Linked DNA regions of Mus musculus: region 2 is linked to region 1. A link is a loop called in an ENCODE intact Hi-C map of the cell type or tissue named here. Cell type or tissue: left cerebral cortex. All regions are shown on one strand. Each heading gives the region's core, and the rest is flanking DNA. Links, peaks and the distances in the headings are about the cores only.

The links. Hi-C counts contacts between places; a loop is a spot of excess contacts. Peaks named below come from ENCODE experiments on the same cell type or tissue, not always from the same donor. Only the 100,000 strongest peaks of a DNase experiment are listed, where the experiment ranks them.
Region 2: a loop joins it to region 1, with 2.2 times the contacts of the local background. A loop is called at or near these places in 1 of 42 quality-filtered maps.

What each region holds. Positions count from the first base shown.
Region 1 is chr7:30,086,660-30,099,281 of GRCm38, forward strand. Zfp566 (zinc finger protein 566) reads right to left here and starts at 3,851. Exons shown (of 4, transcript NM_152814.2): 1 at 3,629-3,851; 2 at 441-500. The coding sequence starts at 449. Zfp260 (zinc finger protein 260) reads left to right here and starts at 8,417. Exons shown (of 3, transcript NM_011981.4): 1 at 8,417-8,552. In left cerebral cortex, for the core only: a CTCF peak has its summit at 4,802 (motif pointing left); DNase peaks (open chromatin) are centred at 3,856, 4,373 and 4,688; H3K4me3 peaks cover 1,633 bases; H3K27ac peaks cover 1,121 bases.
Region 2 is chr7:30,212,117-30,224,738 of GRCm38, forward strand. It overlaps Tbcb (tubulin folding cofactor B), which reads right to left. Exons shown (of 6, transcript NM_025548.4): 5 at 12,357-12,429; 6 at 12,013-12,231. The coding sequence ends at 12,117. Among named protein-coding and RNA genes, the nearest start is that of Polr2i, 14 kb to the right of the region's middle. In left cerebral cortex, for the core only: CTCF peaks have their summits at 3,518 (motif pointing left) and 4,927 (motif pointing left); a DNase peak (open chromatin) is centred at 4,811; H3K4me3 peaks cover 442 bases; H3K27ac peaks cover 503 bases.

The DNA.
Region 1 (12,622 bases), core at 2,813-6,812:
CCCACTTAAACTAATCTATGCTTGCATCCAACATCCTCAGATCCCGGGGCAAACCTCCAGCTCTGACTCAGCGTTTCAATCGCTCTCCTGAAACTCCCCCCTTTTACTCCCTCCCTCTTGCTAACAGCACATCAGCTTTTCACTGCTGGGCAACGCTTCCACACAGTGCACACGTGGTTATCCCTACAGGGAGCTGTATTAAAGGGTCACAGCATTAGGAAGATGGAAAACCACTGCCTTAACAGGTAGCCCTTTGCCCATCACAAGGACCCTATCATGACTGAGCTACCATGGCTTTAGAGCAAGGTGAGAGTCTATTTATACCGAAATGGAAGGTTCCTTGTTCAACACCAAAAAAAGCACCAAGTTGAAGAAAGCAGACATGTATCTGTACTAGACACAAAATGATTGTATTCGAATACAAAAAACCTATGCCTCACCTGAGCCATGGCTTTGATGGTGACAGGTCCTCTGTGCTGCTCTTCTGGAACGGGGGAGAACTGGGGGAGACAAAGAACAGTGAGACCCCACTTGACTCAGTACACACAGCAGTCATTCCCCAAGTACTCACCCCACACTTTGAGGGGTCTAAAGTGGGAAGAACAGACAGATATCTCAACATCCCTAACTTCAGAGAGCCAGGCTCTGGAATGGGACAGGAGGGGTTTGGGCAATATGGCTCTTGGGCACATAAGCACACACATGAAGATATACTGAGAGGCCAAACCTACTCCACCTTGGAACCAGCCTCCATCTTAAAGAGAAAAAAAAAAAGCCTGAGAACTTGACCTGCAGCAGAACCCAAGCTGCACCCACATACCAGGAAGGACCCCAGGGCTTGTCCTTGCCCATACCCCAGAGTTACTCCCTAGCTACTTCCTAGCAACAGTTAATCAAAGATTAGTCTGGTTATTTTGGGTGTACTTTCAGCTTGTTTGTGATTATCTACAGTCTTGCTTCAGGGCACCCACCTGTCGGCTTAATAGCCTTTCTATTAGATGTTTGCCAGACTGGACACCCCCTCCCTCCCTCCCTCCCTCCCTCCCTCCCTCCCTCCCTCCCTCCCTCCCCTGCTCCTATTTTCCTATAAAAACTTGTCCTGCTGAGGGCTCAAGGATTCTGTTGTGACAAGGCTGGGAGGGAGGAGAGTCCAAGTCTAAGCTTGTAATAAAGAGACCCTGATGGCCTTTTGGGGTTCATGACCACTTCCTGGCACAACAATACAATTCTTGTATAGGGTAGATCATGATACAAGTGTCTGAATCTCAGCACTCCCGAGACTGAGACAACAGCACTGCCGGAGGCTTAGACCACCCAGGCCTTCACAGACTGACTCACGTCTCCCTCCCACCTCTCTGCTTCTCTCTCTCTGGTTTTGTGAGAAAAGGTCTCTCTACATAGCTCTGACTGTCCTGGCGTTCACTCTGTTGACCAAGCTGGTATTGAACTCACAGAGATCTACCTGCTTCTGACTCCAGAGTGCTGGGGTCAAAGACCTGCACAACCATACATAGTTTAAAATTAAATCTTTTATTTTAAATCACATTTTAAACCTTTTTTGGGGTTAGAAGAGGGTGTGGGAACTGAAGCTCCTGCATCCTACTGTAAAGGTAATTATAACACATCTGCTGTGGAGGCGCACGCCTTTAATCCCAACACTCTGGAGCCAGAGGCAGGTGGATCTGTGAGTTCAAGTCCAGGTTGGAATACAGACTAAGTCCCAGGCCATCCAGGGCTATTCAGTGAGACTTTGTCTCAAAAGAAAAAAATTAAAACAGACATGGCAGAATGTTTATAAGATTAAAAGTTAGAAATACTCAAATGTCTACTATTTGATGAGATGAATAAGTGCCATATACTTCAGATGAATTTTGCAGATAATGGATGGAACTTGAGAACATCATCCTGAGTGAGGTGACCCAGAGTCAGAAAGACATGCACCGTATGTACTCACTGATAAGTGGACATTAGCCATAAAGTGCAGGATAACTAAGCTATGATCCACAGACCAGAAGAAACTGGGTAATAAGGAGGTCCAAGGGAGGGTTTGAGAATCCCACTCAGAAGGGGAAACTAAATAATCATCAGAGATGTATGGAGAGAGGAAAATGGGTAGGAGAGGGGGTGAGGATCGGAACAGGGATGGCGATCAAGTAGGGAGGGCGAGAGAGGGCTGGGAGAATGGAAACCAGCGGTGGGAGGGGGGGCATCTCTGGTGACTAGCTAGAGCCTTGGGAAGGAAGAGGCTACAGGGAGCCTATGGGGTGACTTTAGCTGAGACTCCTACTAGAGGAGAATTATAGAGACTGATGGGGCCACCTCCTGTACCCAGGCAAGACTTCCAGAGGCAGGGGGACGGGACATCAATCCACTCCAAAAATCTTCAACACAAAATTTGTCTTGTTTATAGAAAGTGCAGGGATAAATATGGAGCAGAGACTGAGGGAACAGTCATCCAATGACTGCCCCAACTTGAGACCCATCCCATGTGAGAGAAACTAATTAACTCTACTAATGATACTCTTGTGCTTGCAGACAGCAGCCTAGCATAACTGTCTCCTGAGAGACTTCACCCAGCAGTGGATGGAGGCAGATGCAGAGAGCCACACTCATCAGGTGGAGCTTGGGGAGTCTTGTGGAAGAGTATGGGATAGAAGTGAGCAAGCCAGAGGGGTCAAGGATACCACAAGAAGACCCAGAGTCAACTGACCTGGGAGCATGGAGGTTCACAGAGCCTGGGTCACCAACCAGGGAGCATGGAAGAGCTGGACCTAAGCACACTCCCCACCCCACGCCTACACGTTTGTAGCAAGTGTGAGCTTGGTGTTTATGTGGGTCCCCCTAAGAAGTGGAGCGGGGGTTGTCTCCATCTCTGTTCCCTGTCATTGGATCACCCCCTACTTCGACTGCCTGATTGTGCTTCCTAGACCTGCTGGGACTAGGTGCCCCAGGGAGGGGTGGTACCCAGAGGGACTCTCCTGCCCAGAGGACAAGGTAAGGGGGAGATGGAGGGAGGGATTTGTAAGGGTAGGACTGGGAAGCGAGGAAGGAGGGTGGCTGAGATTAGGATGTAAAGTGAATTTTTAAAAGTAAACATTAAAAACAGTTGGAAATACTCATATGGCTACCCTTAATAGTCGAGATGTATAAATGCTTCAGATCCTGAAATATCAAACAGCACAAAGACTCAGTTAAGCCGCTATCCCACTTAACACGGGGAAGTCCTACACAGCTGTCCAAATAAACAAAGTAAAAGACAAAGAAAAGCATGATAGCTCACAAATGAACCTCTAAAATGAGCAAAGGCTAAAGAAGAATGCACGCAAGATACACATTCAAAACTTCACACTCACAACCCACACACAGACCCACAACAGAGACACTCGGCTATCGGAAACCTACCTACGAGAAGACAGGACTACCTACTAGGGGCTCAAAAAGTAACTTAAGCACAACTTCACTTTTACCACACAGAATCCACAGGTATCTGCGCCTGCACTGTGCTGCACGTGGTCACAACATCACACAGTCGCACGCCCCTACAGAGACAGAACACTCACCCAGTCAGCAGCTCTCCACATCCACACACAATGCCGCACGTGTCCCCAGCTCGCTCCCTCCCACTCACCAAGGGGTGGTGGCCGCCACGGTGTTAGCAGAAACTGATGCTCATCACCAGTCCAGCCCCTTAGCGCCGCGATCACTGTTCACAAATTAGCCGCACAATTCCGACTCCTCTGCCGCACAAAGCCCAGCCTCGGCGTTCGCCCCGCCTCCTCCCGGGTTCCGCACCAAAGGCCTTCCTTGCAAGCTGCCAAAGCCCTGCAATCCTTCAGTGCACCTCCCCTCTTGCCAGCAAAGCTCTGAAGTCACGCCAGGCGCGTGATCTTCCCGCGAGAAGCCAGGGAGCCCTCTGGGAAATGTAGTCAGTCCGAGGGAACGCGGCAGACAAGATGGCTCCCGATGGGCGGGGCTTCTAACGGTCCCTCAGTGTGGTGGACGAGCGGAGGACACCCCAAATAGAAACGCATCCTCAGGATACATGGAACCCTATATCAGCTTCCACTACTGCATTTAAAATCATTCAAAAAAGTTAGGAATCTGTTGATTTCCCGGACTTTTGGTATTATCTGTAGAGGATAGACTGCATCAGGAAAGGGGCGGAGAACTGGTAGGGGGCGGAGTGTGATTTGCATAGTAAGCATAATCATGCGGCTGAGACTTCTAGTAATATAATTCAGTGCAATACGAAAAAAAATATATTGAAGGGGGAAAGTTATCTCAATTTCTCAGAGAGCTAAGCCTTTGCTTGGCCACCTCTAGCGGCCGAGTTTCCCCCCGCCCCAGAAGTGTGCAGGAACAGATCTCCTCCGCAGATGTGTGACTTGTTCTGGACATGCATTTGGCTTGGTACTCATTAGCAGGTCCTGTAGGTTGAAAGGGTGGATACCAGGACCACACCTTGGATTCCCACATGCTTCTAATGCTAGCCCGCAGGAGGAGCAGGAGGATCAGGGTCATCCCTGGCTACTGAGAGGTAGTTACATTAAAAACTACAGTGGAACACTTGGAGAAAGCATCTTCCTTTGAAGTGATTTCCATAACCAATAAATATACCTAGTCCAGGAGATAACAAGTCAGTCGGTCTGAAAAAGACATTAAAGTTGGGGCTAGAGAGATGACTCAGCGATTAAGAGCACTGGCTTCTCTTCCAGAGGACCTGAGTTCAATACCCAGCCACCACATAGTGGCTCACAATCATCTATAAGAGGATATGATGCCCTCTTCTGGCCTACAGATGTATATGCAGCAGAGCACTCACATTAAATCTTTTAAAACGACATTGAAGTTAAAAGACTACATCTCTGTATAAATCAAGATTTTCTCTTCAGAAAATAGGGACAACACGGCTTACCTCACTTCTCTGTTAATTGCAAAGCTGCCACAGTCCTAACGAAATAGATACTATAAAGACATGAAGATCTTATAAGGATATGAAGTTACCCAGAATAGAATGGAGCTGAGGGAGAGCTGCCGGTAGACTACCCCAATGATAACGGGTATACTAACCAGGCATGTTAGAGGGAAGTGAAGTTTGGGATTGCTGGGTGCGGAGATTTGAATGAGCTGGCTCATAGGCTCATACATTTGAATGCTTAGTCATTAGTTTATGGAACTGCCTGGGATGGGTTAGGGGATATGGCCATGTTAGAGGAGGTGTGTTATTATTGGAGGGTGGGCTTTGAGGTTTCAAAAGCCCATACCAGGCTCAGTGTGTCTCTGTCTCTCTCTCTGTCTGTCTCTCTCTCTGTCTCTGCCTCTCTGTCTCTCTCTGTTTTCTGCAGAGACATTGTAATTCCTAAACCAATGATGACATCAGCCACCTATTAATTTCCCACACTATTATATTATCCTGATACTGTTTTTTCAGTCATCCACGATTTTCCCACTGACCTGGGATACTGCCACAATAAATTACCAATGCTCCGTGAATTCATTCATGTTTCTAGATTCAATATTCTGTTCTGACCTCAAGTTTAGACAATCTTATCAACAAAGAGCTTGGGTTGGCATAATGATGTCTGGAACCCTGCACTGGGCTACGGGGTAAGTGGACCAGAAGAAACTTGAGGCCAGCTTGGGCTACATAGGGAATTTAAGGCCATGTTAGGCTATGTACATTCTACAAATTATCTATATACCAAAGATATTTTTGCCTGTTAATTGCAAACCTTTATATTGCTAATATTATCTCAATACAGTTCATAAGTTTTAGAAGACCATTCTGATTGGAATCACTGGACTCCTAAAATTAGAATACTAATAATGAGCCAGGCAGTGGTGGCACATGCCTTTAATCCCAGCACTTGGGAGGCAGAGGCAGGCAGATTTCTGAGTTTGAGGCCAGCATGGTCTACAGAGTGAGTTCCAGGACAGCCAGGGCTACAGAGAAACCCTGTCTGGAAAAAAAAAAAAAGTAAAAAAAAAGTAAGACACAACTATAATTCCTAAACGTATAAGGGGCATCAGGAGTTCAAGGCTATGCAGGGCTTTGAGGCCAGGCTTGGCTATTTGAGCTCGTCTCAAAGAAATAAATACAAAACAAAATTGTAAAAGACTGCCAGAGAGGTAGCTGAGTTGGTAAAGTGTTTGCTGTGAGGTGGGACTTTCTGGTTTCTCTGACGACTCAATTGTGCCAGGTGATGTTTTTCCGGAAGCTCCCTTATGAGAGGGCACGTGATGTTTTGCTGAAACCAGACTCTTCAGAAGGCACATAATGTTTAGAAAGAACATAAATGGAACCCCACAAACAGTGAGAGGATGCTCTTGCATTCCTATTCCGTACAAAGCTTCGCTGGTCTTCACTTTGTCGAGAGAAATGCACCAAAGAACTTCTCGTGGTATTCCGGCTGCTCCTGGCTGCTCCCTCTGATTTGGGCCAGTTGCAGTTTCTGCTGGATCTTGCCGCCACTACTGATTCATTTTTGGTGTTTGCTATTGGCCTGGACTGCTGGAATCCTGACAAGGAAGAGTGGGATTGCCCCGAGAAACTACTTCTAAATGGGTCTGTGACTCCCTTTTCCTATTAACCTTTCTCCCTTGCTTCTGGTCGGTGGATTAGAAGGGAAGTTGAAGTGTTTAAGAACCCTAAATAAAGTAGGTTTTGAAAAAAAAAAAAATCTAAGCCCGCAAGTAGGCTGCCTCTCCTGAAGTCAGGGTTTCAGAGAGCTGCTTCTTATTGGCTCTTGGAGTCCCTTTTATGGGGAAGGGTTAGGGTTGATAGAAAATAGGTGTAGAGAGCTGGAGAGATGGCTTAGCAGTTAAGAGCACCGACTGCTCTTCCAGAATTCCTGAATTCAATTCCCAGCAACTCACAACCATCTGTAATGGGATCTGATGTCCTCTTCCGGTATGTCTGAAGAGAGCAACAATGTACTCACATACAATTAAATAAATAAATAAATAAATAAATAAAGCTGTAGCTATAACTGGCTGTTAAAAATCTGGACAGAAGGGGGGGCTGGGCTCAAGGCTGTGTGTGGGGTGGGTGTGGGAATGTATCATGTAAAAGGGTACCTGGGAAGGTATCTGGTAAGACATATTGGTAAGCCATAAGGACAGTCATATATTCCAGGATCAAGAATTTAGCTCACAGTTCACGGTGGCACCTTTTTGGTTTCACACTGGGCTGTTTGATAAGGAGAGAGGCAGAAGCCTAGAGGTCAGGAGAGCAGAAAACCAAGCATGGTGGACAAGAGGTCAAACGGGCTAGATTATATAGGGAAGAGAAGCTGGGGAAGGGACAGCCCAACTCTGGTGGGAGATTTCAGGGTAGGAGGCAGGGTAGCCCAGGACAAGCACAGGTAGCCAGGCCCCACCTCTATACTAATCTAATGGCCTGGCCCAGTCCCTTGATGTGCAAGAGTATTCAGGGCCAGCCTTCTAGACTGTTCTACCACTGAGAAGGCTGTTTCCAGCCCCTTGAGATACAGACAAGATCCACTCTATAGAGGAAAAAAGGGCGGGGGCGGGGGGAAGAATCCCAGGCCGCCCTGGAAGCCCCGCCTCCTTTCCCCCCAAACCCTATATAATGCCTGCCTCCTGTTCTGTTCTTTGTTGATTCTCTCCCAAGCAAAGGCACCCAACTTCTTGAGGCTTTCCTAATACATCTCTCCCGAGGTTTGCTGTAGGGTGTGACTTTGTGGTATTCCTTGGCTCCCAACTGTAGGATAGCTTTCCCTTTAGAGCTGTAACACCTTCACCAGGCCATCAGCTGCTTTGATATGTTAACAGGCATCTCAGCCATTTGCCCCAGTTTTGGGACCTAACACTCAGGTAACGCATTAACAAACCTCCCACAGGACCCCACAACTCACCTGCATACTGCTTTCCACATTGTTACACACTGTCACAACCCTAGGACATACGGCTACAAAAATTACAATTTCACAATAGTTCATTTTCCTGATTGTTTAGTCTGAACCCAATTATCAGTCTCAATTCCAGCCTGGCTTCAGTTTGTGATACTGTAGCAATCGCTTCCTTAACACCAGAGTCTGATACAACTCTCTGCAGAGCTGCCAACTATCAGCCTGAGATGCCTTCTGGGAAATGTAGTTCAGCAGTGCGCCACGGTGGCCAAGATGGCGTCCTCTCCCGTAAAACCCAGAGGATTGCGCCTTACTGGGAATCTCGCCCTGGAGGCAAGGAAAAGCCTATTCTGTGAGTTTAAGCTGCACTCATTACACACCTTGGCACACCATTGTCCTTTGCGGTAACACAGTGTAAAAGTGGTAGTATCTGAGTTCCAACCTTTTACTACTTATCCACTGGGAAAAGTTCTCGGGAGAGTGGAGGGGAAATTAACTAGAACCCCTGAGACTTCTGGGAAATGTAGTTCACAGTTAAAAAGAGAGCGAAAGAGAGAGACTAGAATGGAAAAAGATCCTCTAGTTCAGAGCCCTGGTGGGCAGAGACCTCTGGGAGTGCTAGCTCACTGAAGGAGTGCGCAGGCGCAGGCTTCGTGGCTCGCCATCGTCGCCTTTGTCTGGGTGAGTTTGATTTCGGGGTCTGTAGGACCGGGATTTTCCCAGACTGAGTAAAGGCAAAGGAGCTGTGGGGGAGGGTTTACCCACCTGCCCGGGCGAGGATGCCTGAAGGGGCGAAAACGCCTACTGTGATGGTGGAGCTGAGAACTTGGGTGGATGGGGGCTGGGGAGATCAGAAACCGGGGTGGGTTTGCGGGCGGGGTGAGCATACGTGTAAGGGTGTGTTTTGGTTTGTTTCGAGTGAGCGAGAAACTGGTTTCAAGTTTGTAAAAATACAGGGGTGGTTTTCTAATACATGTCGCATTTATTTTAAAAATAAAAACGAGGTGTTTTTTTTTCTTCTGGAAAACAGGAAAGGGAAAAAGATAATTGAGTGAGTAGTTTTAAACCTGGTTTTTAAAAATCAAAACAAGTCTACAGTAAAAAAATGAAACCAACGTTCCTTTGAAAAATATTCTTTGTAACAAAGATTTCCAATAACTCGTTATTGGATGCCTACACATCTGTAGGCATTAACTTGCTACTTGGAAAAACCAGATGAGCTAGTTTTGAGTAGTCCCAAATTTACGGACTAGCCCTTAGAATGTACTTTTCACTGCTGCAGATGGGATTGAATCAGTAAGGTAATTAATTGTCCCCCCTTTAGCACAGAGAGGTCAAGAAAGCTATTTAATTTAGCACTCTGATTTGTCAAAGGACAGGGCTCGTGTGTGTGTGTGTGTGTGTGTGTGTGTGTTGCCTGAATATATGTGTACGTGGAACCTGCAGAGGCCAAAAGAAGACATTGGATCCCCTGGAACTGGAATTATAGACAGTTGTGAGCTGGCATGTGGGTACAGGGAGTTGAACTAGAGTCCTTTGGAAGAACAGCCAGTGTTCTTATCCACTGAGCAATCCCTTCAGCTCCAAATTAAGACTCCTAATTTGTCCAGATTTATCCATACCAAGTAGCTTTTGTTAACATACAGATTTTCTTCTGAGTAGTTTTTGGTCAGTCTTTAAAACATGACAAACAACAAAAAATGGTCTGCGTTCATAGTCCTGCTTGTCCTGGAACTCTCGAGATAGGCTTCCCAAGTGCTGGGACTAAAGGCATGCGCTGTTATAGCTGGCTCATCATCGTTTTGCTTTCATTTCTCCCTCCTTCCTTCCTTCCTTCCTTCCTTCCTTCCTTCCTTCCTTCCTTCCTTCCTTCCTTCTGAGTCAGGGTAGTCTCAGTGTGGCCCTAACTGTTTTGGAATTCGCTCTATAGATTAAGCTGCTCCAAACTAGGATGTTCCAACTGCGTCTGCCTCCTGAGTGCTGGGATTAAAGGTGTGCGCCACCTTGCCTAGCTTGTCACACATCTTTTTAAAACATGTTTTTCTTTTCTTTTTTCTTTTCTTTATTTTCTTTTTTTTTTTTTCCATTAAAGAATTTATTTTTAAGCCGGGCATGGTGGCACACACCTTTAATCCCAGCACTTGGGAGGCAGAGGCAGGCGAATTTCTGAGTTCGAAGCCAGCCTGGTTTACAGAGTGAGTTCCTGGACAGCCAGGACTACACAGAGAAACCCTGTCTTGAAAAAAAAATCCAAAAAAAAATTTTTTTTTAATAAATTCTTTTTTTTTTTTTTTTTTTTTTAAAGATTTATTTATTTATTATATGTAAGTACACTGTAGCTGTCTTCAGACACTCCAGAAGAGGGAGTCAGATCTTGTTACGGATGGTTGTGAGCCACCATGTGGTTGCTGGGATTTGAACTCTGGACCTTCGGAAGAGCAGTCGGGTGCTCTAACCCACTGAGCCATCTCACCAGCCCTTTTTTTAATAAATTCTAATCAAGAGTTATTTATGTGTATGTGAATGCTCGAAGGTTGTGGGCATGTTTATGAATGCCCTTGGAAGCCAGAAGAGGGCATTAGATCTCCTTGAGAGCAGTCCAGTGTGGCTGCTGGGAACCAAACTCCAGTCTTCTGGAAGAGCAAGCAGCAGTGCTCCTAACTGCTGAGCCATCTCTCCAGCCCCTTAACAATTGCAATAAAGTGAGATATTATTAAAGGGTCAACAATTTTGATAAGTAAGAAAAAATTTCAAATTAACAAGGAAGATACAACTTCTTTTAGTGTGTGTGTGTCTACATGTTCATGTGGGTATATGCATAAGCACTCGTGAGTGCACACATGCATGTGTGCATGAGTATGCACATGGGAGTCATAGGGCAGAGCACTTGTGAGTGCACACATGCGTGTGTGCATGAGTATGCACATGGGAGTCATAGGGCAGAGCACTTGTGAGTGCACACATGCGTGTGTGCATGAGTATGCACTTGGGAGTCTTATGGCAGAGCACTTGTGAGTGCACACATGCGTGTGTGCATGAGTATGCACTTGGGAGTCATAGGGCAGAGGTGGAGGTCAGGTGCCTTCCTCCATGACTCTCTACCTTACTGTTTGTGGCAGGCAGGGTCTCTCACTGAATGTGGAACCCCCTGAGTCCATGAGTGTCAGGGATCCACTGCCCTCTCCTCCATGAAGCTGTATGGCAGCGTGTGTGACTTGTTACATAGGTGCTGGGACCTCGATTCAGGACCCAGTGCCTTTACTAGCAGGCATCTCTCCACCCCCAGCTTGCTTTCGTTACCCTTCTGATAGCGATGTGCCTAGGACTGTGGGATTTTTTTCATCTCTAAGGACTTCTACTGCTAGGTTTCTCTAGGTTGCCCTGGCTGTCTGGAAACTTAATATATAGACCAGGCTGGCCTTGAACTCAGAGTGTGTGCAACCACGCTCAGCTGAGAGCATCAAACTTGTTATGTCCATTAGTGTCATACTGATTACTGATAGCTCCTTCTTGAAGGTGGCCTCCACCCGTTTCCCCTCTGTATTATCTGATCCGTAATTCACAGCACAGCACAGCACAGCACAGCTATAGCTTGTACATCTCCAAGTAAGAGAGTAAGCCTGCCCTTTCATTACTATACCCTGGAAATCAATTATTCTTTTTTTTTAAAGATTTATTTATTTATTTCATGCATATGAGTACACTGTTGCTATCTTCAGACACACCAGAAGAGGGCATTTATGAGTTTGAGGCCAGCCTGGTCTACAGAGTGAGTTCCAGGATAGCCAGGGCTACACAGAGAAACCCTGTCTCGAAAAACCAAAAAAAAAAACAAAAAAAAAAAAAAAAAAAAAAAAAAAAACACTCCTGGCTTCTCTCTCTCTCTCTCTCTCTCTCTCTCATGCGCACACGCACAGGCTGAACCTCACCACGTAGCTGAGAATGACCTTGCACTTCTGATCCTCCACTCTCCTGAGTGCCTGCCCATATCAGTTTATTTCTCTTTACATTGTGTGTGTGTGTTTACATGTGTGCATGTCTGTTTTTCAGTGTGTATACTTGTTCTTCATGTGTGTGAGCTTGTGTGGATGGGTGGGGTGCATGTGCACAGGAGTGTTCATGCATATGGATTGGCATGATGTGGAGGTCCTACATTGATGTCAGGAGTCACCATCATCCATCGATTTCCCACCTCACTTATTAAGACGGGGTCTCAGTCACACCCACAGCTCTTAGACAGTCTTGTGTTTCTAACCAACTGGCTCCCAAGATCCCTTCTCTGCCCTTTGAAGCTGGAATTACAGGCAAGCCATTATGCCCCCCTGACAGGTAGGGATTCTGGGAATCCAACACCCATCTTCACGTTTGCCGGCACAGGTACTTTAAGCACTGAGCCTTTCCCCGTCCCTCTATTTGCTTTTTTTTTTTTTTTTTGAGACAGGTAGCCAAGTCTGGCCTCAAACTCTCCATCCTCCTGCCTCAGTTTCCCAAGTTGCTACTATTAGAAACATGCTACCATACCTGACTTAAAATGTTGTTGAGGCTGGGCGGTGGTGGCACACGTCTTCAAGCACAAGTCTCGGGAGGTAGAGACAGGCAGATCTCTGAGTTCGAGGCCAGCCTGGTCTACAGAATGAGTTCCAGGACAGCCAGGCCACACAGAGAGACTGCCTCAGAAAATAGAACAAAACCCCCACCGTGGTTGACAGTAAAATGATAGGCAGCAGTTTGACTTCAGTTGGGAGCAAGGG
Region 2 (12,622 bases), core at 3,175-7,174, 130 kb after region 1:
TATTTTCCTGATATTTCCTGGACTTGTGGGGGATGGGTACCCCCTTCCCCCCTTTATAAGCTCAGACTCATAAGTAAACATTGGCCTTGATCAGAACTTTGTCTTGGCTCATTATTTTTCTTGAGCCTTTCCCATCTAAACTCTGTCTTTGCTTTCAGGAACCTAGTAACCCATGGCCGCTGGCGGCTACAGTCCTACAGTTGCCACCACTACCTTTCCCATATTTGCTATTCCCCTTGCAGAATTGGTGGTGGGCATGTTTCGTGCTTAATGATACTTATCCTAATATCTCTTGCTCTTGTTGGCTTTTCTGTGATATAGCATACCTCTTTACTATGAAGGTATTGCTTTATTATCTAGCAATGCTTCTTGTTCTAATAGCTCTTTTGATTGTCGATGGAATCAGAAATCTGGCATAGGCGAGGTCTCTTGCTCAGCATGACTGGAACATCTCCCTCCTAGAGGAGGCTTCTGGTGTGTCCAGCTCCTCCTATGCTCTTGTGCAGTTATTCTCACCAGTCTGGACTGGAGAGCGCTCTGGAGGAAGAACAGATTCCGGTCTCTACCAGCCCTCTGGAAGCCACAAAATATGTGTGACATGGTCATGCAGGAGCCCCCCAGAGAAACCTGTGATCCAGATCTTGAGGCTTGAAGACAAAGTTTCTGACCTGGATCTTGGCATGGAGATCTTCTACCTGAAGTTTCTGCATTGGGTACCTGCATAGGGAAAATTTATAAAGGTAAAAGACAGAGTTTATGCAATCAAGTGCTCACAGTTTTCACCTCCTTATCTTATCGTATTCCTCCTAAAGAGGAATGGAGGGTTTGTTGCACAGGTCTTACCCCCTGCATTCATACACAAGTATTTGATAGTTCCAAAGATTTTTGTGTGTCGGCTCAACTTATTCCTAGGCTCATTTATCATTTTTATGATGAGCTCTGAGCTCTTGGATCATTGGGATGGAGGCTTCTCTAGTCCCAAGAGAGAACTTGCTACAACTTTATCTATTTCAGTACTGATGGGCCTCAATGTGGCAGGAGCAGCTACTGGTGCTTCTGCCCTGGTTTTTCAAGGAAAAAAAAGTACAAGCTCCTTAGAACGGCAATAGACACGGATATAGAAAGGATAGAAACTTCTGTTTCTTATTTGCAAGAATCTCTAACATCCTTGTCTGAGGTCGTCCTTCAAAACACGAGAGGACTTGATCTTTTATTCCTTCAACAAGGAGGACTGTGTGCAGCCCTCCACGAAGAATGTCTCTTTTACATCGATCATTCAGGAATAGTAAAGGACCCTATAGCAAACGTTTGAGAAGGACTGGTCAAAATGTAAAGAGAAAAAGAACAGAATCAGGGATGGTTTGAATCCTGCTTCTCCACTTCCCCATGGCTTACAACTTTAATTTCTACACTGCTTGGACCATTAATTATGATTTTGTTGCTTTTAAATTTTGGACCTTGTATCTTAAACAGATTGGTTGCCTTCACACAGGATCGCTTTCAGCAAGCTCAGCTATTCACCATAGCAGTTATTCATCGCTATGAAGAAATGCATTGAGTGCATATTCATATGTCCTTTGTAGCTTTGGTCTGAATGGGAAAGAGTGTGCTAGAGAAAGCTGGCAGTCAGAGACAGGTAAGTGTGCTCTTGAGCGCCTATCGACCTAAGACAGAGACATACATCAATGCTATGTTGTTCGCCATGACGGGTAAGAAGGAGCAATATGGACACCGACCTCAGACAGGCACGGTCACCTGGCCACTCTATACCCTAGATGGGATTATGGAAAATAAGTAAATCCAACAACTGGCACTGCTCATCTTTAAAGAGTAAAAAGGGGGGAATTGTGGCCTTCCCAGCTTTGAGTAGGCCTTTCCCAGCCTTGAACAGGCTGAAGAGTTTTCTAGCCTTGAGCAGGCTGGACAGACCTTGAGTGCTTGCCACTACAGACCTTATCAGCCTGGACGGGCTGTCTGCTTTGGGTACCTGCCGGTTCCCATGGGATCTTGGAAGATTGGGCTGTTGTGCTGACCTTGCTTTGCAACTCACTCTGGCTGAAACAAAGGGTGCATCTGTGGATGTTCCCCTGATAAACGCAGTGCTGAACATGAATCTTTGTGCCTTGATAAGAACACAGACTTGGCTTCCTTCTTCTCTCACACACACCCCTTGCCCTTACCCTTTTTCATTTCCAGCCCTCCTTTCAGGTAAAACCAGTTTTTCCGTGGCCGTCAGATGGCTACAGGCATGCACATATGAAAGTCAGAAGACCTTATGGAGTCAGTTTTTTTCCTTCTACCTTTATATGGGTCACTAGGATCGAACTCAGGTCCTTATGCTTGGCAGCAAGCCCTGTTAACCACTGAGCGTTCTCACCAGCCAGGTTTGTATTTTCTCTCCGTCTGTCTGTCCCCTTGTCTCCTTTTCTGATGAAGTTCAAACCCAGGGACCTCATGCATAATTCACTCTCCTTTTAAAGTCAAGTTTCAGGGGCTGGAGAGATGGCTCAGCAGTTAAGAGCACTGACTGCTCTTCCAGAGGTCCTGAGTTCAAATCCTTGCAACCACATGGTGGCTCACAACCATCCATAATGAGATCTGATGCCATCTTCTAGTGAGTCTGAAGACAACTAGAGTGTACTTACATATAGTAAGTAAATAAATCATTGGGCCAGAGCGAGCAAGGCCAGAAGGAGAAGAAAAAAAAAAAAAAAAGACAATTCTCCATATGTACCTCAGATGGACTGGCAGACTTACTACAATTGTCCTGCCTCAGCCTCCCAAGAACTGAGATTGCAGGCATAGGCCACCAAATTCAGATCTTTTTATAAACTGGGTTTTTTGTTGTTGTTTTGTTTTGAGACAGGGTTTCTCTGTGTAGCACTGGCTGTCCTGGAACTCACTCTGTAGACCAGACTGGTCTCAAACTCAGAAATCTGCCTGCCTCTGCCTTCCAAGTGCTGGGATTAAAGTAATAAACTGTTTTAAATTTTATGTGTATGGTTGTTTTGCCTGCATGTATGTCTTTGTATTATGTTTGAGCAGGGCTCCTTGAAGGCCAGATGAGGACATTAGATCCTCTGTTACTAGAAATAATGTGAGCTGCCATGCGGGTACTGGGTACTGAATCTCAGATCCTCTGGAAGAGTAGCCAGAGCTCTTTACCATTCTGCTATCTCTCCAGGCCCAACCAGTATGGGATCCTAACATCATAAAGACAACCAAAGTCAGGGGTGGTACCTCTGTACCTTAAAGAAACAAAGTTACAAAACCTGAAGTTACAAAAGTCTGTAACTTCAGCACTTGCCTGAACTATGGAAGGAGAACTTGTCTCCCAAGAAGCGACAAGGAGGCAAGTTGTAGAATTTGATTCTGTAAGAATTCAACACTACGGGCTGGTGAGATGGCTCAGTGGGTAAGAGCACTCGACTGCTCTTCCGAAGGTCTGGAGTTCAAATCCCAGCAACCACATGGTGGCTCACAACCATCCGTAACGAGATCTGGCGCCCTCTTCTGGAGCGTCTGAAGACAGCTACAGTGTACTTACATATAATAAATAAATAAATCTTTAAAAAAAAAAAAAGAATTCAACACTACAGGCCAGGCAGTGGTGGCGCACGCCTTTAATCCCAGCACTTGGGAGGCAGAGGCCGGCAGATTTCTGAGTTTGAGGCCAGCCTGGTCTACAGAGTGAGTTCCAGGACAGCCAGGGCTACACAGAGGAACCCTGTCTTTAAAAAAAAAAAAAAAAAGAATTCAATACTACTCATAAAATAGTACTTACTCCAAAATACCATTATTCACACCCCCCCAATTGAATACTGCTACAGCCTTTCAATCTATCTATTTACATAAGATTAATTGGAAATTGAAGGACATCTCAGGGCTGGTGTGATGGCTCAGTGGCAAGGTCACTTACTGCCAACTTGACCACGTGAGCTCATTATAATTCCTGGCACTCAGAGTGGAAGGAGAGAACTGACTCCTGCCAGTTGTCCTTCGATCCTTTGACCTCTATAGACTCACTCAGGAGCACACACAAAAGAAATGAATAAGAAAGAAACGTTTTTAAAAAGAACATATTGAAAGGCATCAAGAGATACAACTGGCTAAGTAAGACTGTGGGAAATCTCAGAATGTGCCAGGAAGCAGACTATTGCAGAATACTTGAAAGCTATCTGGATGGAGAGAGGGGCCTTAGATTTTGATTTGTATAAATCAACGGATACTGACCGAATACTAAATAATACTTTAAAATTATGCAACTTCTTGAAAGATTTAATAGAAACCCCTCTCTTTTAAAGAACCACACCAAAACATTTCTGGATGAGAAGTTAACCCTGCCCAAGAGAGGCAGGCGTGGTTTCGCATGCCTGTAATCCCAGTTTTTGGGAGGCTGAAGTTGGATCAGCACTGGCTGTATAGTTAGTGGCAGGTCAGACACAGACAGCTACATAGCAAGACCCTGTCTCCAAAAAAACCAAGTAAACGACTTCATTAACCAAGACAACAGGAGATGTGTAATAAACGAAGCAAGACGCTCATATGATGACAATTAATGAAACCGAATCAGGCATGGCTTGATGGTACAGGCCTATAGTCACAATATTCCACACTGGTTAACCTGGGATACACAGTGGCAGGATTTTTGCCCAGAACTACCATCCTCCCAGTGGCCTGACAAAATATCCCTCTGCACAATTCCCGGTATGGAAGGAGTAGGGGGTGGGAAGGACCTGGGATGACGACTACCTCCACTTGGGGGGACAGATAAGAAGGAAGAAGCTGAGATGTCGCGATGCTTTCTGGGAAATGAAGTCCTTTTAATTTGCCGGCAGCGTTGTACTGCGAGGGAGGGGGGGGGGGCGTGGGCTCAACGGCTGAACGACACGCTGCTGCCCCCTGGTGGACGCTGTGCGGTTACGGTCCAGGCGAGGGTCATTGAGATGAGGGAAAAGGGAGGACAGCCAGGTGGTGACCTGGAGAGCTGTGGGAATCTTTTCTGGAAAGAGTAGACAAACCTATGAGAGCGTTAGGGAATGAAAGAGTGATGGGAGAAAAGAAGGCGCCGCTCTGAGGGTTGCATGAAACAGAGTGGTCTATTCTATACCCCCAGATCCCAAAAAAGCTGGAATCAGTAACATAGGTCAGTATTTGCAAAGCTTGGTCAGAGGGTAAGGCAAGAAAATTAGGAGTTTAAGATCTGCCTTGGCATTCTTAAAATAATAAGCTAATTCATATAGAACTCATAGAATAATAAAAAGTAGGAGTAGAGCCAGACGGTAGTGGCACATACACAAAGGAGGCAGAGACAGGTGGAGCTCAGAGTGTGAGGCCAGCCTGGCCCACAGAGTGAGTTCCAGGACAGCCTGGACTACATGGAGTAACCCTGTCTTAAAAACAACAACAACGAAAAAACCAAACAAACAAAAGTAGGAGCTGGAGAGATGTCTCAGCAGCCAAGAGCACTGATGGGTTTGGTTGCCAGTGTGCACAATGGGCAGCTAACCACTGCCTATAGCCTAGGGACAGGGGATTGGATATTTGTAGCCTTCAAGAGGGCCTGCACTCATGTGCATACACTTGCATACAGAAACACACACAAACACACCAATAAAAATAATGAAAACACTTTTTAAAATTTTCAACAAAAAACCCAAGAAGGTCTAAAGTTTTGTCTCAGTGGTAGGATGTTTGCCTTGAATGCTCAAGGTCCTGGGTTCAATACTCAGCGTTGTCAAAACAAACAACAAACAAATAAAGCTAAGTAAACACATAAATAAGAGGATCGCCAGTCTGATGCTGGGAGTGTGGCGCTGTGGTGACTGCATGACCAGAATCCATCATGAGAGGATAGGGCGGTGGCTCAGTGGGTGACGGTGAGCTTCATGTACGTGAGGGCCTGCATTGCACCCCCAGCAGTGCCGTTCTCACGCACGAAGTATCTTTTCCATTGTCAGTTTACCACTTGATAACTGGGAGCCTTTGTTTATTTTTATTCATCTTTAGATTTTTTTCTTTTTTTTTGAGATTAATGTATGTTAATAGTTTTGCTTCATTTATGTCTGTGTAGCAAGCTCATGCAGGTAACACCCACCGATACTAGAAGAGGGTGCTAGAGCCCTAGGAACTGGAGTTACAAATGTGTGTGTGTGCACTGGGAATCGAACCTATGTCCTTCAGAAGTATAGTCAGTGCGCTTAATCTCTTAACCACTGAACCATCTCCACAGCTCTAATGGGAGGCTTTTGAAAGTCCTGGAAAGTTTGTGCTGATGTTTGGTAGATCTTGTGTGCAGTGGCTGTGACTTACCTGGAGCCCATACTGTGATTTTGAGTGGTCAGTGCACCAATGGGCAAAACGTGGTCCTCTTCTTCATCGTATGCACGTGCACTCTGAGGTCGGTCAGGCCCTCGGTGCTCCCAGATGAGTTCTCTTGCTGAATGGAGGTTGGCATGTGTTACAGTCTGGACCCTAAGTGTCCCCCCAAAGGCTCACAGTTTGTCTGTGTTGTTATGACAGACGGTGTGTACTGGCTGGTTTTGTGTGTTAACTTGACACAGGCTGGAGTTATCACAGAGAAAGGAGCTTCAGTTGAGGAAATGCCTCCATGAGATCCAACTGTAAGGCATTTTCTCAATTAGTGATCAAGGGGGAAAGGCCCCTTGTGGGTGGTGCCATCCCTGGGCTGGTAGTCTTGGTTCTATAAGAGAGCAGGCTGAGCAAGCCAGGGGAAGCAAGCCAGTAAAGAACATCCCTCCGTGGCTTCTGCATCAGCTCCTGCTTCCTGACCTGCTTGAGTTCCAGTCCTGACTTCCTTTGGTGATCAACAGCAACATGGAAGTGTAAACTGAATAAACCCTTTCCTCCCCAACTTGCTTCTTGGTGCAGGAATCGAAACCCTGACTAAGACACAGTGGAACCTCTAACTGGAAACTAGATGAAGGACAAGAGGGTGTGATGGTGCATGCTTGCAGGGGATGATAGGATCCTAGCCTGTTTCTCGGCTTCCCGGGCTACTGTGAGAGGTGCAGCGTTGCCACAGGCCCTTTGGTGCGGTATTGTATCACCACAGGCTGAGATAGTAAGAGTAAGAAGGTCACATAATCACAGGTGGAAATCCCTGCGACCGTGAGCCTTTCCACTTCTGCCCTACTTGTGATGTGTCAGGTCTAGGACCTCATGACCGCTCAGCAGCTCTGCCTCACTGAGCTGCGCCCAGCCTCCTTCCCTCTGTGCGTGTCTCAGGTAGGGCTGAGGGTTAAAGTGCTTGCCGAGTGGAATTTGCATGCCCACTGAACATCAGGAAGGAGAGAGGTCTCCAGGGCAAGCTTCCCAGCAACACTAGGCAGATCAGTGAGCTCTGGATTTGATTGAGACGCCTGCCTGCATGACGGAGCTGGGGTGGGGGTGGGGTGGGGGTGGGGAAGTAACAGAGCAATTCCTAACGTTAACTTCAGATCTCCACAAGCATGCCTATATACACAGATACACACATACCCATGCGTGTTCACACATGCAAATATGCCAACATACATGAACACACACCAACACACACAAAGGAAAAAATTAACTCAGGTATTTGTCACAATAGAAAGCTGACAAATAAGCTGGTGGGAAAGTTGGGGCAATCCTCTCGCTTGTTGGGTTGAGGGCAGCGGGCAGTGGGCAGCAGGCAGCGGGCTGGGGTGGGAGCGGCAGCATGTTCTATGGATGTATTTCTTGTAATGTTTGATGGCACTCAGTATGTGCAAATCTGCGGGCAGTTTCTGCATGCGGTGTCTCCTGACTGTGTTTGGGGTTGGTGAGTTTCCACGGGTTGAGTGTCCTATCACAGTGAGCCCATCTACTTTGTGGTTAACACCAGCTGTGTGCCCAAGCTCCCCGGCACTTTCCTCCGTTCCTGTAACTTACTGTAGCTGCTCTCAATGTTACTGCTTCCTCCTCCTCCTTCAGAAGTTATAATTAAGCAATTACAACAATTACACCACTTTCCAAAGAGTCGTTCTACCAAGAATCCCTTCACAGAGCTAACGAGGATTATTATTTAACGGGCAGGTCCATGCCCCCGTGACTCACAGTCCGCAGAACACACGGGCTGCGCAGGCATCACACACCCTAGGACACAATGTTCTCGGCCAGGCTATACAATGGTACGTATCTGCTCCAGTGGATACTTTATTTACTTATTTTTCTCTGCTTGGGATGGAACCACATGTTAGGCGAATACTCTTACAACTAAGCAATATTCCAAGCGCTCCTTTACTTTAGTAAGAGAGAGGAATGAGGGCAGGCTGGTGCCACCAGATCTTGTTGGAGGTTGGGTGGGTAGGTTTCGGGGGTTCTCTTGGCTGAAGGATGCTTGTTATTTATTGTAAAGGGGTTAGTTACAATGGTCTTGATCGGGGGTTACACTCAGGGGTTACACTCTTTCCTTTCCTCTATCCTTTTTTTCTTTTATAGGAAGAAAAAGGGGGAGTATAGGGATATTGTATGAATAATAGAGATATGGGTAGATTACTGAATCTATTCTTTTTTTTTTAATTTTATGTACATGAGTACACTGTAGCTGTCTTCAGACACACAGAAGAGGGCATCGGATCCCATTACAGATGGTTGTAAGTCACCATGTGGTTGCTGGGATTTGAACTCAGGAGCTCTGGAAGAGCAGCCAGTGCTCTTAACTGCTGAGCCATCTCTCCAGCCTGAATCTATTCATGTCAAAATTTTATAGCCAATAATCTTACATTGGTACAGATTTTTGTATATTGATACATGTTAAGGTTATGTTTGTTATAACACACTCTGTATATATGCGTTCAACTCTTACTTGAGGTATTGTACATAGATGGTTCTTAATAATGTAATGGAAAGTTCTAGTCCCTTTTAAAGCTATTATTATAAAGTATTCAGGGAAATTAAGAATGCAAATTAAGCTGGTGGTGGCACACGCCTTTAATCCCAGCACTTGGGAGGCAGAGGCAGGCAGATTTCTGAGTTTGAGGCCAGCCTGGTCTACAAAGTGACTTCCAGGACAGCTCCTGATCATGTTAGGTACTAGTCTATCACAAAATATGCTTTTTCAGCTAAACAGATAGTAAATAGCTAAAAAAGAAAGCTTGCTTATTCAGACGTACTAGATAAGTAGATAGTCTCAAAAAACCTAAGACACTTATAGAATATAACGTTAAAGATGCTTTTATATCAGGGCTAGAGAGATGGCTCAGTGGTTAAGAGCACTGACTTCTTCCAGAAGCCTGAGTTCAATTCCCAGCAACCACATGGTGGCTCACAACCATCTGTAATGGGATCTGATGCCTTCTTCTGGAGTGTCTGAAGACAGCTACAGTGTACTCACATAAGTAAATAAATCTTTAAAATATGCCTTTTATCAATTTAAGCCTTTTTTGGAAAACGAGTCAGGTCTGCTCCTCACAGCACCCCCATTTTTACTTCAAAGCAAATGATGAGCATTGAAAAATCTCCTTTGAAGTCTGATTCAAAGGTGGCAAGCTGCCACCGGGCAAAAACTGCCCTGCTTCAACTGCAGACAGAATGTCCAAAATGGACAAACATGGACGCAGGGAAGTTGGCTGTTTTACAAGGACAAGGTAGGCTAGCCCTTCATAATTCCTGCTCCAGACAAATGTCCATCAGATATTCTGGGTCAGAAGGCAGAATATGGATGCACCAACATTTCAGAGACCATTGTGGGGAACTATCCAGACAGCTCCTCCTCTGTGATGTCTATAGTCCTGGAAGCTGCATCCCTGTACGTCCTGTATCCTCAAGCAATATTTATTCCTTCTCCCCAGCATCCTCCTCCCTCCCTCTACTTCTCTGGTACAGCTCTGTTGACAGCTAAGGGCTAACTCTCCCTTTAGCTTTTCCATGTGGCCATGGGATAACATTTTGACTAATGAGTTAGAAACAAGTTTTGAGTTGTGCCTTTTGCTCTTCATCCCCTCTCCCCAGGATTGTTTTTTTCTTTTTCTTTTCTTCTTTGAGACAGGGATTCTCTGTATAGTCCTGGCTGTCCTGGAACTCACTTTGTAGACCAGGCTGACCTCGAACTCAGAAATCCACCTGCCTCTGCCTCCCAAGTGCTGGGATCAAAGGTGTGCGCCAACACTGCCCGGCTCATAGAAATCACCATAGCTAACCTCCTGCTTCCACCTCCTGAATGCTAGGACAGCAGTGAACCACCATGCCTGGCTCTGTGGCTCTTCCTTAAAGGTAAAGGCTACTCCCCGCCCCTTCTCGCCTTTCTAGGGGCTGGAGTATATGATATGGGGCTGGGAGAAGATGGGAGTGCCCCAAGATTTACAGATATGGAGACTGGCTGCTGACATGCAGAGATCACTATAACAGCGCTGAGGAGTTTGTGAGCCTTTAAAAGGAAAAGAAAAGAACCTTCAGGGTGTGTTTGCACCATGTCTTTAGCCCTAACACTTGGGAAACAGAAGCATAGAGCTATTTCTGTGAGTCTGATGCTAGCCTTGTTGTCTCTAGAGTATTACTGCTGTGAACAGACACCATGACCAAGGCAACTCTTTTTTCTTTTTTTTCGTTGAGACAGGGTTTCTCTGTGTAGCCCTGGCTGTCCTGGAACTCACTCTGTAGACCAGGCTGGTCTCAAACTCAGAAATCCGCCTGCCTCTGCCTCCCAAGTGCTGGGATTAAAGGCCTGCGCCACCACCGCCCAGCTCCAAGGCAACTCTTACAAAGGACATTTAATTGGGGCTGGCTTACAAGATCAGAGGTTCAGTCCATTATCAAGGTGGGAGCATGGCAGCATCCAGGTAGGCATGGTACAAGAGGAGCTGAGAGTTCTATATCTGAAGGCCACTAAGACTAGTTTCCAGGCAAGCTAGGACGAGGATCTTAAAGCCCATGCCCACAGTGATATACTTCCTCCAAAAGGGCCACACCCCCTAAAGTGTCACTGGGCCAAGCATATTCAAACCACCACACTGGCTTACAGAGTGAGAAAGTTCCAGGACCCCCCTTCCCCCCCCCCAAAAAAAAAAGAAAAAAACAACAAAGCAGAAGGAAAGGGCTGGCGAGATGGCTCAGCAATTGAGAGCACTGACTGCTCTTCCAGAGCTTCTGAGTTCAATTCCCAGGAATCACATGGTGGCTCACAAACATCTGTAACGGGATCTGATGCCCTCTTCTGGTGTCTGAAGACAGCTATAGTAAACTCATGTGCACTATAAAAATAAATCTTAAAACAAAACAAAACAAAATTAGGAAGAGTCGGGTGTGGTAGCGCACGCCTTTAATCCCAGCACTTGGGAGGCAGAGGCAGGCGGATTTCTGAGTTCGAGGCCAGCCTGGTCTACAAAGTGAGTTCCAAGACAGCCAGGGCTATACAGAGAAACCCTGTCTCGAAAAACCAAAAATCAAAAACAAAAACAAAACTAGGAAGAATTGAGCTTCCATCTTACTTAAGCCTCTATCACTATGGGATGTTACTGCAGAATGTTTATTGTTATTTTGTATTTATTTATAAATTTATTTTATTTTTTTAGTTTTTTGAGACAGAGTTTGTTTGTGTAGCCTTGGCTGTCCTAGAATTCATTCTGTAGACCAGGCTGGCTTCAAACTGAACTCAGAGATCTGCCTGCCTCTGCTGAAGTTCTAGGATCAAAGGAGTGTGCTCCACTGCCTGGCTTCAGAATATTTAATTCCAAAAGAAATTTACATGATTATGCATGTTGTGTGTGCACAGGAATTTGAAGTTATACCTTTGTGAGGTGCCTGGGGTGAATGTGGCAATGGACTCTAGTTCTCTGCTGGAGCAGCAATCACTCTCAACCACAGGGCCACTTCCCAGTGTTCAGGATATTATTTTACTCTCTTGGAACTCACTTTGTGGACCAGGCTGGCCTCGAACTCATAGAGATACACCTGCTTCCTCCTCCAAGTGCAGATGAGTGTTGGGATGAATGCCACCACACCCTGCCAGAAGTGCTTCATCACAATCTTTCTGGAATCAAGAGACTTGCACAACCTTCTGAATTCTGTTTAATTTAATGCACAAATCTCAGAGGAAAAGGGCCACAGGCATTCAGAGGGGCTGTGTCAGGGGCGGGGCCTCCTTCCAGGTACAGTCACATCTCGTCCAACCCGTAGTCCTCCTCTGGGAAATCTCCTACGGTGACAGCTGATGGCTTTACAAAGGCACCATACTTGGCCTGGCATTCAAAGTAGCGTTTCCCATTCACACTGTGGGCAAGATGGGAGGCAGTGGTGAGGGGGGGGCTTCCAGTCCACAAGCCAGTGTGCGCAGGCTCAGCCAGCAGCACAGGCGGACTTCCACATACATGCAGGAGCACACGGCAATACATTACCTGCCATCGTTTTTTCCTAACGGCTCATCATATCGGACACCAACCCAGTAGCCTGGCTTGAAATCTGTGAGTCCTGTCCGGGAGAGAAATCTCAGTGAAACCTCTCCAGTGAGCTCACTCCTTGTTCCCAATTTCTGGGGGAGTGGAAAAGCTGTCATGGAGACAAATCCTTCTCCCTCCATTGCTTACACAGTGTGAAGGCCTAGGTCACTGCTACCTGTCCGGCATGCTACTTTGTCCTGTTACTATATTATAAGAGAATTTTC